Regions from separate parts of the Homo sapiens genome. Here all the other regions are linked to region 1. Evidence: chromatin contacts called from ENCODE Hi-C or POLR2A ChIA-PET data. All regions are on one chromosome and are shown on one strand. The core of a region is the stretch at or near the end of the contact, and the rest is flanking DNA. Distances in the headings are between cores, read along the strand shown. Region 1 holds the start of TANC2 (tetratricopeptide repeat, ankyrin repeat and coiled-coil containing 2). Region 2 overlaps MARCHF10-DT (MARCHF10 divergent transcript). Region 3 holds the start of MARCHF10-DT (MARCHF10 divergent transcript). Region 4 overlaps MARCHF10 (membrane associated ring-CH-type finger 10).

Evidence for each region. Hi-C counts contacts between places; a loop is a spot of excess contacts on that map. ChIA-PET counts read pairs that join two places held with the same protein, here RNA polymerase II (POLR2A). Pooled maps may share reads with other maps.
Region 2: a map of mammary epithelial cell shows a loop between it and region 1 (9-fold over the local background). The contact joins the enhancer-like site here to the promoter of TANC2 in region 1. A Hi-C loop is called at or near these places in 16 of 168 maps with a recorded cell type or tissue (Calu3, IMR-90, MCF 10A and 12 more) and 11 of 50 pooled maps. POLR2A ChIA-PET finds 5 or more read pairs at or near these places in 7 of 52 experiments (A549, H1, HEK293 and 4 more).
Region 3: a loop to region 1 is called in a map of heart left ventricle, with 2.2 times the contacts of the local background. The contact joins the promoter of MARCHF10-DT here to the promoter of TANC2 in region 1. A Hi-C loop is called at or near these places in 10 of 168 maps with a recorded cell type or tissue (Calu3, IMR-90, PC-3 and 7 more) and 12 of 50 pooled maps. POLR2A ChIA-PET finds 5 or more read pairs at or near these places in 4 of 52 experiments (A549, BJ, MCF 10A and 1 more).
Region 4: a map of CD4-positive, alpha-beta T cell shows a loop between it and region 1 (14-fold over the local background). The contact joins the enhancer-like site here to the promoter of TANC2 in region 1. A Hi-C loop is called at or near these places in 20 of 168 maps with a recorded cell type or tissue (B cell, CD4-positive, alpha-beta T cell, CD4-positive, alpha-beta memory T cell and 14 more), 22 of 37 single-sample maps with no recorded cell type and 17 of 50 pooled maps. POLR2A ChIA-PET finds 5 or more read pairs at or near these places in 18 of 52 experiments (A549, AG04449, BJ and 14 more).

What each region holds. Positions count from the first base shown.
Region 1 is chr17:62,964,122-62,968,797 of GRCh38, reverse strand. TANC2 (tetratricopeptide repeat, ankyrin repeat and coiled-coil containing 2) reads right to left here and starts at 2,563. Exons shown (of 28, transcript NM_001394998.1): 1 at 2,049-2,563. RefSeq lists a silencer at 2,487-2,676.
Region 2 is chr17:62,821,873-62,826,444 of GRCh38, reverse strand. The region is part of intron 1 of MARCHF10-DT (MARCHF10 divergent transcript); the gene reads right to left. Among named protein-coding and RNA genes, the nearest start is that of MARCHF10-DT, 16 kb to the right of the region's middle. RefSeq lists an enhancer at 564-1,300. Within about 2 kb of position 1,669, at least 4 of the 41 ENCODE cell types and tissues checked have a DNase peak (open chromatin) inside an H3K27ac peak, as active enhancers do; they include PC-3, PC-9, Panc1 and 1 more, where a contact is called at or near this core.
Region 3 is chr17:62,806,738-62,811,417 of GRCh38, reverse strand. It overlaps MARCHF10-DT (MARCHF10 divergent transcript), which reads right to left and starts at 2,916. Exons shown (of 2, transcript NR_135634.1): 1 at 2,467-2,916. It overlaps MARCHF10 (membrane associated ring-CH-type finger 10), which reads left to right and starts at 3,104. Exons shown (of 11, transcript NM_152598.4): 1 at 3,104-3,341. RefSeq lists a silencer at 3,066-3,215.
Region 4 is chr17:62,722,586-62,726,932 of GRCh38, reverse strand. MARCHF10 (membrane associated ring-CH-type finger 10) reads left to right here. Exons shown (of 11, transcript NM_152598.4): 7 at 1,829-1,995; 8 at 4,336-4,347. The region is part of intron 2 of MARCHF10-AS1 (MARCHF10 antisense RNA 1); the gene reads right to left. Among named protein-coding and RNA genes, the nearest start is that of MARCHF10-AS1, 19 kb to the right of the region's middle. RefSeq lists an enhancer at 1,925-2,004. Within about 2 kb of position 2,057, at least 8 of the 41 ENCODE cell types and tissues checked have a DNase peak (open chromatin) inside an H3K27ac peak, as active enhancers do; they include B cell, CD4-positive, alpha-beta T cell, CD8-positive, alpha-beta T cell and 3 more, where a contact is called at or near this core.

The DNA of each region.
Region 1 (4,676 bases), core at 1,314-3,813:
GTAAGTTTAAAGCCCTTCAACTCTGAAGAAAATAGGTGATTCACAGATCTACATAATACTCTATCAAGAACAATCTGAGAGGACTGGTTCCCCGAGCGCAACTATCAATTTCTTCCCTTACACAAGGGGGCAGTGATAACAAGAAAAGAATCGGGCTCTGTAACACCTCTTCCTACAGACAGTAGGGGGTGGCAGTACATATGGCTTACAGTCAGAACAAAACAGGAAGACCCAACAGAATTCTCTTTATTCTCCTCTGGCCCTTTCCTCTGTTCTTCAGCCCCAACAGCTTCTCAAGGTAAGGGACATATCTACAGAAAAGACTAAAACCCAAAATCAATCACCAAGGAAAATCTATTTTTGTCTTTGAAGCAAATGATCCCTCAATGGCTGAATTTGGATCTAAGGGAAAGCCAATCAGTATGAATTTTCAGATTATCTGGCAAATTACTATAATGAGAACAGCATTCACACATGTAATTTAATTTCTTTACAAGAATTATAACATAAAACATTAAAATCTCATCAATAATTAAGTACATTCTAACGAACACATTTCCATATTTCTGCTTTTGTTATATAGTATATTCACACTCATTGTATGTATACATATAAGTTACATTAAATAGATCATGGAGTTGTCTTTTGTTACTTCTGAAATTCCAGCTATGTTCTGACAATCCTCTCGAAACAGATGTTCTTAAATGGAAGTCACAATGTTTTGCAGCATGTTGGTAATTTCTTATGTATGTATAATATACATGCACATATATCTATATAGAGACATAAATAAATATCTAGATACAGAGGGGAGCAAGAGAGAGGGAGAAAGAGAATGTTTAACGTTTTATTTCGTGCTCACATCCCTAAGAGGATCTACCTGGGAAATGCTGCAAGAAGCACTCCACTGACAGTATCCATGTTGTTGCTTTTTATGCCAATTTACTGTATTCTTTTTTTTTTTTATTTCACCATCCCAACACCAAGAACATACAAGAATATTTTAGTACTGCCGTTCTCTATAATTAACCATTGTGATAGATACTGGCTCCAACCCCTCAAAATGCCTGAAAATCTATCCCTTTTGTTCACCACACTGCTTTGTTTTCCTCATTACAGATATTTTCACCTGTGTAAAAATCAGGAAAAGGGCACATACGAAAAATACTTCCCTTTGCCTAATGATCTTTAACTCATAATTATGGTCAAGACGTTTGGGGTTTTGTTTGTTTCTTTTCCTGGAGAGGAGCAGAGAAGAGAGTGAAAGACACCCGAAACACCAAATCTTCTTCCTAATGTTAATTATCATTGTTTATGTTTTGTGAAGACCATTCTAAACATTCCACACCTGGAAATGAAGACTGGATACAATTGTACCAATGCTCTACACGCTGATGGCAAAACCTGGAATTATTTTAGCCCTATTTTTTCTTTCCAATCTCACAGCCAGACACAATTTGCTTTTTTTCTTTCACGTGGTTACTTTCTCTACCTCAAAAAAAATAGCTTATCATAGCTCCTCCCGATTTCCTATGGCAAAATATCTAGCAATGAGCCTTATTAATCTTTTATTATGCTACACCTCCTTTCCCAGAGGAATTATTAATATCGCTAATAACACTTCGACCATGAATTTCAACGCCACAGAGGCCAGCCCATCCTGTGCCTTACCTGGCACATTTCGCAACTACTTTTATGCTGCATTCTGGGGGCACATTTTGCAACTCGTTCTGCACCACATTCCCTGCCACGTTTAGCAATCCGCCTCGCATCTTATCCTTGGTCCCCGTCATCCAGAGACGCTCTAGGTACCAAATTCCATGACATCTTCGGTGACAGCCAAGTGGCGACCCCACACGCCTCTGAAGCCCGCCTTGGTGTCATATTCGGAGCCAGCCTTCCCCACGCCTTGGACACCGAGGCACTTCGCTGCCCATTTCGCCGTCTCCCCGCTCGCCCCCGCCCCTCTCCCCGGAGCCGAGGCTGTGGAGGCGAACGACCCTGTCACTGAAGCGACCTTTCCTCGCCCTGCTCCCCGGGCCCCTTACCTGCCGCTCTGAGGGGCTCTCTGCACCTCCGGGTCAAGCCCCAGTCCCCGGGGTCTCCTGTGAGGACCGCGCCGCCCGCCGGCGCCGCCCGCGATTCCCGGAGCACCTCGCAGTCCTCCAACGCCCCGCGGCGAGTCTGCACCCCGGAACGGCGCGGCGGGGCCTCGCAGCCGGCGAGCGCAGCCCGCGGCGGTGCTCCTGTCAGCGGCGGCTCGGGGGCCAGCTCTCGCCCCTCGGCTCGGCTCGGCGGCGGCGGGCGCCTCGCTCCGCCTAGCGCGCGGCACAGCCGGGAGGTGAGCGCGAGGGGGATGGGAATGGGGGCGGGGCCGCCCGAAGGAGGCGCGGAGGGCGGTGGCGGCGGGAGGGCAGCGCCAGCGGCCCTAGGCCGGGCGCTCGGAGCGCTCGCAGCTTCCCCCGCCGGGCGGGCGGCTCGCGCGAGGCGGCTGTGCCAGCGGGCCCCGCCGGAGCAGCGCGCCCAGCAACCCGCGCCCCGCCGGCCGCTCGCTAGCGCCGCCGCCGCGCTGGGGGCGTCGCACCCTCTGAGGCCGCCCGCAGCCCCGCCCCCTCCGGGCTGGGGTGGGGAGGGGCGCGAGCGCGGAGGGAGCGCGCGTGCGTGGGGGCGCGTGCGTGGTGGAGCGCGCGCGCCCCCGCCCCTTCCACAGTTTGGGGGTGGGGAACGGCTGGAAGAGGGAGTGGGGACGCAGCCCTCCTCCGCGCGGAGAGACGGGGCCCTGGCTCTGGCGCTCTGGGATGTCCTGGCATTTCTCGTATCCCCGGGGGGCTCGGACTTGTGGGTGGCATTTGGAGGGGCAGCAGGGAGGACGCTCGGTAACTGACAAGGCCCTACATAGTTGGGCTCCGCCCTCAGGGGTGATGTCACTCTCGAGGTGGCTGCTGCTGTCACGTGCGCCCATTTCAGGGCCTGTCCTCCTGCTTTGATGACCGGAATGCTCTCCTAGATCTCCCCCACTTCGGTCACCTCAGGCACATATCACTCTGAGAGTCCTCGAAGCCTACAAGTGTCAGTTATTCTTTCCCGGATTCTCAGTGGTAGTTTGTAGACGACTTCAAAAGGCCACGGTTGGCTGTGGGGAGAATCAGAATGAGAAAGAAAAACAAAACAACAGTGGGGTTTGTGGGGAGACCGAGACTGTTATTTAGAATAATGGCTGAAAATTCACCAACCACAGCTTGCAAACCTGAGGTAAAGTCGTGGCGCTGCTTCTGTCACTGCCAGGTTGACTAAGAAGTAGCGTGGTTTTAAGAGCTGGTCGACAAGGGCGGGAAAGCCACCACATTAATACCTCGTCGAACGATGTTAGGTCATATTTCACCCTCCACCTAGATCTTCTTCCCCTCTACTGTTTCCCTCCTATCATAAAACAGCAAGTCGGCTGTGGGAGGTATTTGGGACATAAACATCATCGCGTGCTGCAAGATGATGCGAAGCAATCACCGTTACCAACTCTGCCCGGCTCGCCTTCCCTTCCATAAACTGAGATGACCTTTCGTGGTCATCCAACTTCTTAATCAGATGACATGATTGGAAATAGATGCGCCAAATTACATCAATCAAGGAAGCTCTGTCTGTGGCGCTTCCAAGGTAGAGAGGTTTGTTTGATAACAGCACTTTAATCTGCCCCATCCTGTAGCACTTCATCCAGGAGTTTCTTCGATTTTCAAAAATTAGTATTAATTTCAGAACAATACAAGAAACTGGATATGAACATGTCCATCCAACAGCTCTTCTTTACAGTGAATGCTTGCAAAGTCAGAGCTAGAGCAGCTTTGAATAATACAGCTAACATGGCAAGGTGAAGGGCTGACATATGGAATCTTTTGGTGTTAACTCCAGAAAGTTAGATTAATCTAATGAAAACCCATCTACCTATGGTATTAGAGGCAAGGTAGTGATTACTTACAGGGGAATTGATTGAGAGGGGACAGGAGAGAGCCTTCTGGTTTGCTGGAAATATTCAATATCTTAATGGTTACCCGGGTGTATACATATGCAAAAAGATCTGTGCACTTCATGTCAGTTTTTTAAAATCACATACACACAAAGAAGCATTACAATGTCATCATCACTGCAGTCGGAAAACCTCAGTTTGAATCTCAGTGTCACCCAACACTTACCTGCTGTGTGACCTTGAACAGGTCTCCGGACCTTCCTTTCTTCATCTGTCTAACGTGGGTGATATTAATACTTACCTCACAGATGGATGTAAAGATGAAACAAAATTTTGGAAAATACTTAGCACAAATCCTGTTACACAATAAGGACTCAGGAAACAGGAGCTATTATGTTATCCTTCTTACACTTGAATTTACCCTATTTAATTCTCCTTCGGTCTTTTTTTTTTTTTTTTTTAAGATTACTTTCTATCTAAGCCTTTCCCTGCGAGTTCCACTGAGGCTAATAACATTCCTTCTCTGAGAAATAACAAAAGGCAGTCAGGGGTGTAATGTTGGTTTTCAAACTAGTTCAGGTGGCAGTCTCTAGAAATTATGGTGCTCAACGTGGAGCATCATGAAATACAGATAGATTTAACTCTGCCATATGGAATTGACACAATTTTACAAGCACTAAATCTGGCAATTTTATGGTTATGCAAATCTCCACATAAT
Region 2 (4,572 bases), core at 420-2,919, 140 kb after region 1:
TTGAGAATAGAATTAAGTCTCAACACGAAATTCATTTATGTTTCATATACACCTTATTCACATACCCTGAAGGTAATTTTATTCAATATTTTTAATGATTCTGTTCATGGAACAATGTTTTGACTGAACCCATCACATGACGTCGAGTGTGGAACGTTCCCCTAGTGGTGTCATGCTGGCGCTCAAAAAGTTTCGGATTTTGGGCCGGGCGCGGTGGCTCACGCCTGTTATCCCAGCACTTTGGGAGGCCGAGGCGGGCGGATCACGAGGCCAGGAGATCAAGACCATCCTGGCTAACACGGTGAAAACTCATCTCTGCTAAAAATACAAAAAAATTAGCCGGGCGTGGTGGCGGGCTCCTGTAGTCCCAGCTACTGAAGAGGCTGAGGCAGGAGAATGGCGTGAACCTGGGAGGCAGAGCTTGCAGTGAACTGAGATCGTGCCACTGCCCTCCAGCCTGGGCGACAGAGCAAGACTCTGTCTCAAAAAAAGAAAAAAAAAAAAAGTTTCGGATTTTGAATTTTTGGATTAGGGATGCTCAACCTACATGATGGTATTAGGCCAACATTTTAGAAACCAGTAAAACTCGATATTGAATATGATGAAGTCATATTCCTTGGTGGTGTATGTCTGTAATCCCAGCTACTCGGGAGGCTGAAATGGGAGGATGGCTTGAGCCCAGGAGGTCAAGGCTATAGTGATCTGTGTGTCACTGCCCTTCAGCCTGGGCAACAGAGCGAGACCATCTGAAAAAAAAAAAAGTCTTGGACTTATCTAAAAGATGTATTCTGAAGCCTCACAAGCAGAATATAGCTCACGAGTGGGTTTTATTTGACTCTTACAGTGTTTTTCTAAAAATCAAACTAGTTGCCAACATTCACAAAACAGGGTTTTTCACAAAAACCAAAACAAACAAAAACCCAAATTTGCGACTTCTTTGAGAAATTGGAAGGACTGGACTTGCATTGCATCCTCCCCGCATAGCTAGGAGGAGCTTGGGCCAGAGCCCCCACCTAACCCACACTACTCACATGCATTACCTGCTCTGAACTCAGATATATCTGAGTGTGAGACCCTGTTAATGGGTCACTCTGGCTTAGGCTGTGCATCAATGAGACTCATCAGACTCAAGTGTTTGCTTCTTTGGGGCCCCTCCCTGTACCCTCTAATTAAACTCTATATTCAGTATAGGGTGTCAGGTCCCAGTTGGGTCTAAAATGGGAGGCATTTACAGCCATGGTCCCGGACCAGAATCACTTCAATGTTTTCACTGATCTGAAGATTTTCTTGGCAAGTAAGGGTTCAGAGAAGTTTGTTGAAGTTTGTGTCTAAGCTAGGTTAAGCGGAGGAATGTGTCTCAATTCAAAATGAGAGCAACTCTGGGGTTAAGCAAGAGAATGACCCATGATGAAGGTATTATGGAAATGTCCTCTGTGTGAGCTGGGTAGAGAAGAATATCCGGATTCCGGGCTTCACTCTGCCTCTAACAAGCTGTAAGATGAGTCACTGACCTCAGTTAGCCCCTGTCTCTTCACCTATAAAACAAAAGGGATGTTTCTGCATTTAGAGCCCAGCCCCTACGTTAGAATCACCTAGGGGACGTCTAAAAATGTTGATACTTAGACCCCTCCCTAGGCCAGTTGAATCTGATTCCTTGCAATGAGGGTCCAGGACACAGTTAACAAGATCTCCAAGGTCCCTTCCCATCCTCTAATTCTGTGGTCTCAGTGGCTTGGGAGCAGATGCCAGAATAGCCATTAACTCTGTTAATTTCTCCTGTATGTCAGATTGCCAGCAAAGAACATTCATTTCTCACACACACACACACACACAAACACACACACACACACACACATATAGAGGTGTGGTCATTGTTTTTCATTTTCTTTCTTTTTCTTTTTAATTTTTGAGACAATGTTTTACTCTGTTGTCCTGGCTGGAGTATAGTGGCGCAATCAGAGCTCACTGCAGCCTCACCCTCTCAGACTCAAGCTATCCTCCCGTCTCAGCCTCCCAAGTAGCTGGAACCATCTCTACTAAAAGTACAAAAATTAGCTGGGCATGGTAGCACACACCTGTAATCCCAGCTACTTGAGAGGCTGAGGCAGGAGAATTGCTTTAGCCTGGGAGGTAGAGGTTGCAGTGAGCTGAGATCGTGCCACTGCACTCCAGCCTGGGTGGCAAGACTCTGTCTCAAAAAAAAAAAAAAAAAGTGTTGGCCGGGCGTGGTGGCTCAAGCCTGTAATCCTAGCACTTTGGGAGGCCAGGACAGGTGGATTGCCCAAGCTCAGGAGTTCGAGACCAGCCTGGGCAACATGGTGAAACTCTGTCTCTACTAAAATACAAAAAATCAGCCGGGCATGGTAGCGGGTGCCTGTAATCCCAGCTACTTGGGAGGCTGAGGTAGAATTGCTTGAACCCAGGAGGCAGAGGTTGCAGTGAGCCAAGATCATGCCACTGCACTCCAACCTGGGTGACAGAGCAAGACTCTGTCTCCATTAAAAAAAAAAAAATGTTTTAATTAGCTGAGCAAGGTGGCATGCACCTGTAGTCCAGAGGCTGAGGCAGGAGGACTGCTTGATCCTAGGAGTCCCAGACCAGCCTGGGCAACCTAGCGAGACCCCATCTCTACAATAAATAAAAATAAAAATAAATCACTGGGTGTGGTGGTGCACAGGCCTGTAGTCCCAACTATTCAAGAGGCTAAGGTGGGAGGATGGCTTGAGCCCAGGAGTTCAAGGTTGACTGAGCCATGATTGCATCACAGTACTCTAGCCTGGGCAACAGAGTGAGGCTCTGATTCTAAAAATAAAAAATATTCATTACATGTTGAAACGACAATGTTTCAATTTAGTGGGTTTAGTAAAATATGTTATTAAAATGAATTTCACCCATTTCCTTTTACTTTTCTGAATATTATTCCTAGGAAATTTGAAATTACTTATATGACTCATATTTCTATTAGATAGTGCTAAAAGGTGTCCACTTTCTGAACCTCTTTTTTTTTTTTTTGAGACAGAGTCTTGCTCTGTCACCCAGGCTGGAGTGCAGTGGTGTAATCTCGGCTCACCGTGAGCTCTGCTTCCTGGGTGATTCAAGTGATTCTCATGCCTTCCAAGTAGCTGGAATTACAGGCGAGCACCACCCCATGCCCAGCTAATTTTTGTACTTTTGGTAGATACAGGGTGTCGCCATGTTGGCCAGGCTGGCCTTGAATTCCCGACTTCAAGTGATCTGCCTGCCTTGGCCTCCCAAAGTGCTGGGGTTACAGGCATAAGCCTCTGTGCCTGGCCTCTGAACCTTTAATTGAAGACTGTAGTTTGTTGTTCGCTTGTTTGTTTGTTTTTTTAGACAGCTTCTCATAATGAACTAAGTTGAAGGTCTGAAAAACATCCAATTGCCAGTCTTTACTGCACAGGGCACTGACTGTAACTATACAACCCTGATGGTTGGGGAAACAAATGTGGTACTTTCTGTGAATATGACAATTTTGTACACTGAAATATGGTCCATGGGAGAATCCTAGTGGAACGCTATGACTGGGAATAAGGTGGAGGTTCCTGGTCAGTTCCCCCTGCTTTCTATCTCACATTAGAGGTAGAATTTCAATGTATGTGCCACACCAGTTCTGCCCTCATGCAGTAAACATACGAGTGGTAAACCATGAACCAAAATAGTGAGTGCATTTAAAAGAGACATTTAAACGTCCAGTCCCATTCACTGCAACTTTGTTTTACTTTTGCTTTCTTTCTTGCTCTGTCACCCAGGCTGGAGTGTGTGGCACCATCTCGGCTTACTGCAACCTCCTGGGCTCAAGTGATTGTCCTGCCTCTGCCTCCCAAGTAGCTGGGATTACAGGCATGCACCACCATTCCCAGCTAATTTCTGTATTTTTAGTAGAGACAGGGTTTCGCCATGTTGGCCAGGCTGGTCTTGAATCCTGACCTCAAGTGATCCGCCCGCCTTGACCTCCCAAAGTCCTGGGATTACAGGCATGAGCCACTGTGCCTGGCCGCAACTTTGTTTTTCATCACTGGTCTCTCCCAGGCTTCAAAGCAGTTGTTGCTGTAGTCTTGTGGCATTTCTAGCCAAAAGGTCTGAGACTAGCAGTTATCGGCCCTCATCCTGCCTTATCATATAGCCACAATAGTGGGCAGGGAAGGGAAAACATGTAAGGCTGGGCGCTTGGAAGTAGGGCCAGCTTAAAGTACAGAAAAAGTGGGCAACCATCCAGAAAATGTGCACTCGGGTGTAGGAGCCTCCAACATACTATGAAGCTCTCCTGCTGAGCTGGCAAAAGCTCTTTTAGCTTGAGGCTTCCAGGTACATGTGCCCAGGTGTACCCTGTATGAGCCATTTATACCGTAGTGCGAATACTTTTCAGATCAATTTGATTCAATAAATATTGATTATGCATAGCTGCCCTAAGCAGATTTTGAAAAGGCTGTTGGGAGCTTCCTTCCAGACAGGGAGGGAAAGGGCGCAGACAGGAAGGCTGGGAGAGTTGACAACAAACGTCATCTAGCTCAAGGTCTAGCCAGTGTTTGGTGCTGCTGAGAAATGCTTCCTCTC
Region 3 (4,680 bases), core at 1,667-4,166, 160 kb after region 1:
ACACTAAAGTTGGAGTTGCTCTATAGCTTTTTATGAGCTGACCTTGGGCACTATTACCCTCTTTCAAAGGCACCATGATTTTTTCATATAACTTAATTTTCAAGAACACTTGACATGTGGAAGAGTTTAAAGCTGAGATATGAAGTGACTTCTCCAGACCTTGTTATTTAAAAATCTTTAGGCTGGGCACAGTGGCTCACACCTATAATCCCAGCACTTTGTGGGGGCCGAAGAGGGTGGATCACCTGATGTCAGGAGTTTGAGACTGGCCTGGTCAACCTGGCAAAACTCTGTATCTACTAAAAATACAAAAATTAGCTGGGCATGGTGGCACGTGCTTGTAGTCCCAGCTACTCAGGAGGCTGAGGCAGGAGAATCGCTTGAACCTGGGATGCGGCAGTTACAGTGAGCCAAGATCGCGCTATAACACTCCAGCCTGGGTGACAGACTCTGGCTCAAAAAAAAAAAAAATTAAAAAATTAAAAATAAATAAAAATCTTTAAATATTTACGGTTAACATTCACATGCAATAAAATCTTAAGTTATGCCTTATAAAGCAAAGCTACCAATTATTGAGTGCTATGTGCCAAGCATGATGTGAAATGCTTTGCTTGTCCTCTCTCATTTAATTCCCACAGCAAGCTTTTGAGATAGATAGTATTATTTTAATAGATCTTGTCTGGGTACAGGAAGTACCAAGGTGCTTTTCTTAGTAGTGGGCAACATCAAGTTACTGGAGATGGAAAGCCCTGTTTTTGAACCCTGGTTCTGGTACTTACCATATGTTCTGGTCATGTCCCTTACCTTCAACAAGGTGAGAACCTGGGCTTCAACTTCCTCCTCTGTTATTTTTATTTGAGGTGGGTCCTCGCGCCAACAGAACAAGCTCCCTACCTATCATTTCACTATTATAGTTTCAACCCAGTGTGCGCATCCAAACTTTTTTTTTTTTTTTTGAGACAGAGTTTCTTGTCGCCCAGGCTGGAGTGCAACCTCCGCCTCCTGGGTTCAAGCAATTCTCCTGCCTCAGCTTCCTGAGTAGCTGGGTTTACAGGTGGCTGCCAGCACACCTGGCTAATTTTTGTATTTCTAGTTGAGATGGGGTTTCACCATGTTGGCCAGGCTGGTCTCAAAACTCCTGACCTCAGGTGATCCCCCTGCCTCGGCCTCCCAAAGTGCTGGGATTACAAGCGTGAGCCACCATGCCTGGCCCAAAGCATATCCTTTTGAAAGGCAAAAACCATGAGGCAAGTTCTTAGGTTACATCCTTATCAGTTAATACTTCAATTATCAGTTAATGCTTTACTAAGGAATACTTGATAATCAGCTGAGAACAAGAACAGAATATGGACTGGGCTACTAGAGATGAAAAGATCCTAGGGTCTGCTGGAGGACCAGCGAAGTTCAGATGGGAAAGTGCCCAGTGGAAAGACTTCAGCTAAGTACATTTGTCTAGACTCTGCCCAGCTCATGATATGTCTTTGAAGCTGGTGTGAAGGCAAGGAAAAATGTTCAGTGTGTAACACATAGTCCCATCTGGCTGAAGTATGAGTGAAGAAGTGATGAAGGGGAAAAACCAAGAAAGGAAACTGTGGGGGAGGGCACAGGGAAAGTCATAGTGACGAGTTTGGACTTCATTCCACAGGCGGTGAGGAACCTTTCAGGGCTTTTTAAGCAGGGGGCCAGCAACATTAGATGTAGGCTGCTTATAGGATGGGGGAAATGGTGAAGATAGGGTGTGGAGGACAGGCGCCCAGGGTGTGACCAGGAGGCCCTCAGAATAATCCATGGAGCCCAAAACTAGGTCATGGAGCCCAAAACTAGAGTGATAAGAATAGAAAGAAGAATGTGACGCTGCCAAGGACTTGGCACCAACTGAATGGGGGGAAGGGGAGGTGTTGAGAAGACGGTCAAACCACAGACACCTAGGGATTCCGGGCACTGATGAAAGTTCCAAGAATTTCTATTCTTCCTTTACCTTACTCTCCACTCAATCAAAAATACCCTAACTTGACATCAGTTGACAAGTTGAGAGCCTAAATATGCAAAGTAAATAGGGGAGTCATCTTTGCCCATGAGAACCACAGACAGACATCAACCCGGCAAAGCCGGGCAAGGTGGCTCATGCCTGTAATCCCAGCACTTTCGGAGGCCCAGGCGGGCGGATCACTTGAGGTCAGGAGTTCGAGACCAGCCTGGCCAACATGGAGAAACCCCGTCTCTACTTAAAAAAAAAAAAAAAATACAAAAACTAGCCGGGTGTGGTGGCGCATGCCTGTAATCCCAGCTACTCGGACGGCTGAAGCATGAAAATCGCTTGAGCCCCGGAGGCAGAGGTTGCAGTGAGCCAAGATCGTGCCACTGCACTGTCCAGCCTGAGCTACAGAGCAAGACTCTGTCTAAAAAAAAAAAAAAGAAAGAAAGAAAAAAAAGAAAAGAAAAGAAAAGAAAAAGAAAGAAATCAACCTGGCACAGAGAAGGTGAGGGTAGTAGCGGTTCTGGTGCCCTGGCTCCAAAGCTGTAGGGCCTGGTCTAGGCCTCTAAGCACCTCTCTCCTTGGAAAGGGGGTGAAGACGACTGATTACGAAGAGGCCTGGGCTCTAATGTCGGTTCTGCCACTGACTGGGTGCCTGGCTTCATCGCTTATTTCTTCTTTTTCGTGTTGGACCAGAGCATTCCAGATGTCCTCTGCAGAGGTCGAACTCCAGGACTGCAGTATCTTTTCCTCTTCGCATGTACCGCTTTTCACATTCCCTGATTCCATTAAAAATATTTTCCTCTCTCGTTTTCTAATCTCATTTTTTATGAAGCACAGCACCCTTTCAGGGAAGGGAGCAGAGGCCTGGATATCTGGGTCTGGGCTTGGGCACCCAGACAAAGCCAACCGCCTCCTCCTTGGGCATCTCTTCTCTGCCCACCAGCGTGGCTCTGACTCCCCGACTGCAGCCCGCCTCGTTCCCACGGCAACCGGCGGGCGCCCACGACTGGCTTGGGACCCCGGGGCCACAGCCCCGCCCCGCCCCGCCCCGTGCTCTCGGCGGCTGCACCTGGTCGCGCGGGGGCGGGGAGGCGCGGTTGCTAGGGAAACCGGAGGACGCCCGGTAGCCGCCCCCACCGCCTCCGCCCCAGGCAAGGCCGGCCGGCGCCGCGGAAAGCAGCCTCGGGGAAGGAGGAGGAAGAGGGGCAGGTGTAGGGAGTGAAGAAGCAAAAAGAGGAGGAGGAAGAGGAGCTCAGGGCCGTCCCCGCGCAATTAATGGGCGGCTCCTGCGCCCTGGACCGGCCCGCCCGCCCAGCCCCTCGACCCCTGTAGCCCCGGCAGGGGAGGAAGGGCAGACCCACAGGTAACGGCCCCCTCGCCCCCGCCGCTCCGCTCCAGTTCTCCCAGGATGGGGGACAACCTTCCCTTTCGACTTACAAGATTCTGGAGGGAAACCGGGCCTGACATCCGGTGGCCTGGCCGTCCCCTCCCCTCGGCTGACCCCAGCCCCAGCATTTTTCTGTCTCAGAGGGACAGGTTTGGGGGAGACCGTGAACCTTTGCTCACTGGCACCCACATTCTTTCCTGCAGACGCCACTGGTCAGAAAAGGTATACACAGACCATGGCCCACTGGGCTTCTGAATGCGAAATGGTCGATATTGATTTTGTTTATTTTTGAGAAGGAGTCTCGCTCTGTCTCCCAGGTTGGAGTGCAGCGGTGCAGTCAGGGCTCACTGCAGCCTCGACCTCCCAGGCTCAAGCGATCCTCCCGCCTCAGCCTCCCGGTGGTAGCTGGGACCACAGGCCAACACCATGTCTGGCTAATGTTTTAAATTATTTGTAAAGAAGGGGTCTCGTTATGTTTCTCTGGCTGGATATTGTTATTAATGATGGCACTGAATTGCTTGTCAAACCTGTGACGTTTCCTCCCCCAGAGTTTCCCAATTACACGTTGAGTTTCTCCTCTCTTCTGGGCTTGATGGTCGAAATGTGACCACCTATCTCTCCTAGTTTCACAGTAAAATGAAGAGTCACCGCCAAACACAAGTCTGTTCCCCACCCTCCACCCCGCCCCCAACTCTTAAGCCAAATTGGCTGGAAGAGTTGAAAGATCTCCTTACCTTTCCCAACCAATTCCCCCTTTTTCTCTGCAGTCACAGTATTCTTAAATTGGGCCCAAATCGTAAACTTTGTTGCTTATACTCAAGACATGTTTATAAGCTAAGACTTTAAAATGCAAAGTTTTTTTTAGAGCTAAGATTTAAACAAATCCTATAATGTCTGACATTACAAATTAATCAATTGGGGAAAAGGTTGAATAAGGTCTCCTGAAATCCTTCTCCAATCACCTAATTGTGGAAAGGGAGTAATTTTCGAGCCTGATTGTCCGGTATTAACAATAGCCATTTAGATTTTATTTCAAAGCAACCTTCCGTCTAAGGAGGAGGTTAGATTGTTTACATTTCCTTTATTGCTTAACAGCATATTAACTTTAGTGATGTCTTTCTCTTATGAGAACATAGTAAGAAACCAATAAGACTTTGATTGTTATTAAGAACAGGCTCCTTCAAATCAGTTCTTTTGACAAATGTGGTCATAAAACAGAGGGATGGTACGTATGCATGACTTTTAGAGCACTGAAAAACATTCTGCAATCAGATTCTGTTCCCCTCAGTCAGGAAAACTTGGTTGGAATTCACTG
Region 4 (4,347 bases), core at 808-3,307, 240 kb after region 1:
CTAGGCCAGGTGTGGTGGCTCACACCTGTAATCCCAGCACTTTTGAGAGACCAAGGCAGGCGGATCACCTGAGGTCAAGGGTTCGAGACCAGCCTGGCCAACATGGTGAAACCCTATCTCTACTAAAAATACAAAAATTAGCCAGGTGTGGTGGTGCACGCCTATAATCCCAGCTACTCGGGAGGCTGAGGCAGGAGAATCGCTTGAATCCGGCAGAGGTTGCAGAGAGCTGAGATCGAGCCACTGCACTCCAGCCTGGGTGACAGAGCAAGACTCCATCTCAAAACAAACAACAACAACAAAAAATAATCTTCTACCACTTTTCTGCCTACCTTCTCAAACTTGCAAGATCTCTCTCTAGTTTATCTTCACCAGTTGGAGCACTCACTCCCATGTACACATGTTCTTCCTGATTACTTACGAAAATATGGAAATTATGTTGAAATGTATTGAAGTCTGAATGTTGAAAATGTCTTTAAGTTATTGAGAATGTCCATAATGGAAAACTGTAATTCTGCTTCTTTACACTGAGCTGCCCTTTCATGGGGAAAAAAGTCTTTCAAGAAATTGAGCATATATTTCTCCATCCAGAGCAATGTCCATTTCTTCCTCTTTTGATTTTAGTCTCTAGCCAGTTTCCTTTCCTTGACCAGATGGCCCCCAGTCCCGTGAGGACTCTAAAGAAAAGAAAATAGCCTTAGGCTTCTTAAAACCTCCCAACATGAACATCGACCAGCTATTCTTCACTCACCATTTATTAGACACAAATATCTTTACTTACATTTTCGTTAGTTCTTATCTTCATCAGATTCCAGCCGCTTACATTCTGGAATGCTGATGTCATTTGTTGGCATGTGTGGTGTTATTCGGGAGATTGTGTCCAGGTTTATTGGTTCATCATCCACCTAAACCAACATCTATTAAGTGAACTCTGTGCACAACACCTTGCCAGACACTAGATGTACTTTACAGTTTGCAGAACAGGTTCCTCATTGTCACACGTAGCCAGCCTGGCCACAGCCCTAGGAAGTAGGTGGCAGTGGTGTTATCACCATGACCCTCATTGTACAGATGAGGAAACAGGGTCTTGGGAAGATTAAGGAACTTATCCAAAGTCACACAACTCACAAGTTTCAGAGGCTGGCCTCAAACCCAGGCCCCCTGACCACGAATCCCATGCACTCACCAGTATGCCACCCCCACCAACTTCCTGGCAGGGAGAGGGGCTCCTGGCCTTGACTCCAGTTTGAAAATGATTCTGTAGCCATTTCCCTTTACCTCTTGATTTATGGTGGCAGTGCTGGTCCTCCATGTCAGCTCACACGTATTGACAATTGCAAAGAAGCCTGTTACAAGAATTTGTGCCTCAGCCAGGCCCAGGGGCTCACACCTGTAATCCCAGCACTTTGGGAGGCCAAGGCATGTGGATCGCTTCAGCCCAGGAGTTCAAGACCAGTCTGGGCAACATCGTGAGACTCCATCTCTACAAAATAATTTTTAAAATAGCCAGGTGTGGTGGCATGCACCTGTAATCCAGCTACTTGGGAGGCTGAAGTGGGAGGATCACCAGAGCCTGAGGAGGTTGAGGCTGCAGTGGGCCAATATTGTGCCACTGCACTCCGGCCTGGGCAACGGAGTGAGACTCTGTTTCAAAAAAAAAGAGAGAATTTGTGCCTGTGTTATCAAAAATCATCTCACTAGGGTCAGAGGGGGCAGCGGGTGAGTACCAGGAGCCCTCTTCCTTCTCTGTCAATGCTCTGGGAACTGGTATTTGTAGAAACTGCAAACGTGTAGCCTCCTGGTCACGAGGGCTTGTTTTCACATTTAGTCTCCTGGAGGAGGACTCCGAGGAGGAGGGAGACTTGTGTCGCATCTGTCAGATAGCCGGGGGTTCCCCAAGCAACCCCCTCCTGGAGCCTTGCGGCTGTGTGGGAAGCCTGCAGTTTGTTCATCAAGAGTGCCTGAAAAAGTGGCTGAAAGTGAAAATAACATCAGGTAGGTGGGGAAGGAAGTGCAGTGAACGTGCCACGACATGTAATTAACATGAGGCACCACGGTGTGGGCCCCGGAGCCTTGTCATCAGCTCACTCTCCTCCGCAGAACAGCGACTCAGGGACACGTGGCTGAGCTCCAGATCCTTGCTCATAAAAGCTGTCTTTAAACTATGGGAGGGAGTTGGGGGTTTTTTGTTTGTTTTTGTTTTGGTTTGTTTTTTGTTTTTTGCTTTTATCTGAGAGAAGACTCCTGGGAACAAATGCTATTGAATTCTACCTCTGCTTGAGGCCTGAGCAGAGATGCTAAGATCGCCTCTCAGGAGGAAGGAAATAGAAGTGGGTCAGCGGTGGAAGCTCAGCAGACACACAGTAGCCGTGCCCAGCTAGCAGACACCCAGCAAAATACTTCAGAAGGTCCCTCATGAGAGACCCCCAGCACACACATCCTACTTCCTTTTATTTGGGGGTCACCTAAGAAACTAAACAAAGCTGCCTTTTAGCAATAGGGATAAGAGTGCTGATCTGATTGTCTAGAACCATATTAGATAAAGAAATTTCCATGTGCTGATTTTGTCAGCTCCCTAGCATCTTATAACTGGGTGTGCGGCACCTTCTCAACTCCCTGAGCAGGTTATAACCTAAATACAACCACATCGGTAGGTCGGCTGTAGTTTTCTGGGCAGAGAACAGAAGGTTTCTTTAAAGCATGGCTTTAGGAATGAGATCAACTTTAAGCAAAAAAAAAAAAAAAATGCATGGAACATCAGTGCAAAGAGCAACTTGATCAGAAAATAGCTGCGGCTTCTTTCAGACACACATCTCTGAAAACATATCCCCCCACAGCCAGATCCTATTTCTCCCCGTCTTCCATATCCTTCTCCTTAGCCGTCACTATCCAGGCTGCAGGGAGACTTAGAGCTTTACCCTGTCCCCATGAGGTGTTGCCACGCCCCCTCACCAAGGACAGCACACCATGGAATCAGAGAATGAACACGTGGGGTAATCATATTACTGTGTCATCCATGGAGCCCGTTTTATGCAACTTCCCTAGCATAAGAAATATAAGTCCACTGATCAAGATGCTTAAACGCATATCCATATAACGAGCAAAATATTCAGTCCTTCAGAGAGGGAAGAAAACGAGTAGATTTTGGTTGCTAACGACTCTGCCATGCAATCCTTTATCTTCCTAGAAATTTGGGCCAATTAAACATCTAACACAGAAAAAGTTACCTGTGAAACATGTCATGAAAATGCTGCTATGCTCATAAATGTCAACGCTTGTATGGGTGTGTTCAGTAGGATTCGATCGGAAGACTCATGGGACATTTGGTAGCCTAAAGCGTTACTGAATGACGCTAAAAAAAAAAAAAAAAAAAGTCAAGCGAACAAAATGCAGATAAGGGATTACTTCCTGTTCATCCTTGCCCTTTGAAAGTCTCTATTATTTACTGTTTCTTTATATCCCCAGTGGGGAAATAGAATGGAGGTATGAAACTGCACAAGCCCTATTTTTACCAAATACATGCAGGTAACTAATAGGTCTTTTATTTTCTAATGCATAAAATAAACACCAGTACATCATTAGTCAAAAGCCGCAACTAAGGGGGAGAAACTGTCTGGCAGAATGTTTGCTTAGACATAACAGCCCAGCTCTGCATCCTCCACTTTTGCATTGGGGAATAGGATAAAAATGCTGATCTAGAATGCCTGTTTTTATAAAAACAGCAACAAAGGAAGCCTTCTCATATTCCTTTTCCCCGATGAGTCTGAGCTCAGGCTGATGAGCTGGCCCTGGGTACTACTGTAACTAGTACCCACACCTGGCCCCTCGCTCCCTCACTGTTCTCAGGTGGCAATGTTACCTGGGCAGGAGTAAAGGCAGATTTTTAAGCCATTGATCGAGAATAGCTTCTGCCATCTATTTTGGTCCTCACTAATTTATTTACTTGGACCTGTGTTGGGTCTACAATAAAAAAAAAAAAAGCTGAATAGTCACTCTTTTTACAAACACCTGTGTTACAGACTCTTAGCCTCTGTGCAGCAATTCCAAGTTTATGAACCATCCTGTTTATATTTAAATAGAAAGCAAGATCTGCTATTTAAAAGTCGTGGGAATTTCACTTCTATGAAGCTTGCATAATAGATGACTACAAAGGAAATTTTTCAGCTCTCAGATTCAAGGTCATTTTCTACAGAAGATGGCTGGCTTTAAAGGAAGGTCACTGAAGCTCAGAATTCATAACACACACAAGTTCACTCCCCAAATATCACCTGTCCAAAGTGCTAACACAAACAGACCCATGGTTATATGTACATATAATTCTTTATCCAATTTAAGGAGCAGATCTTG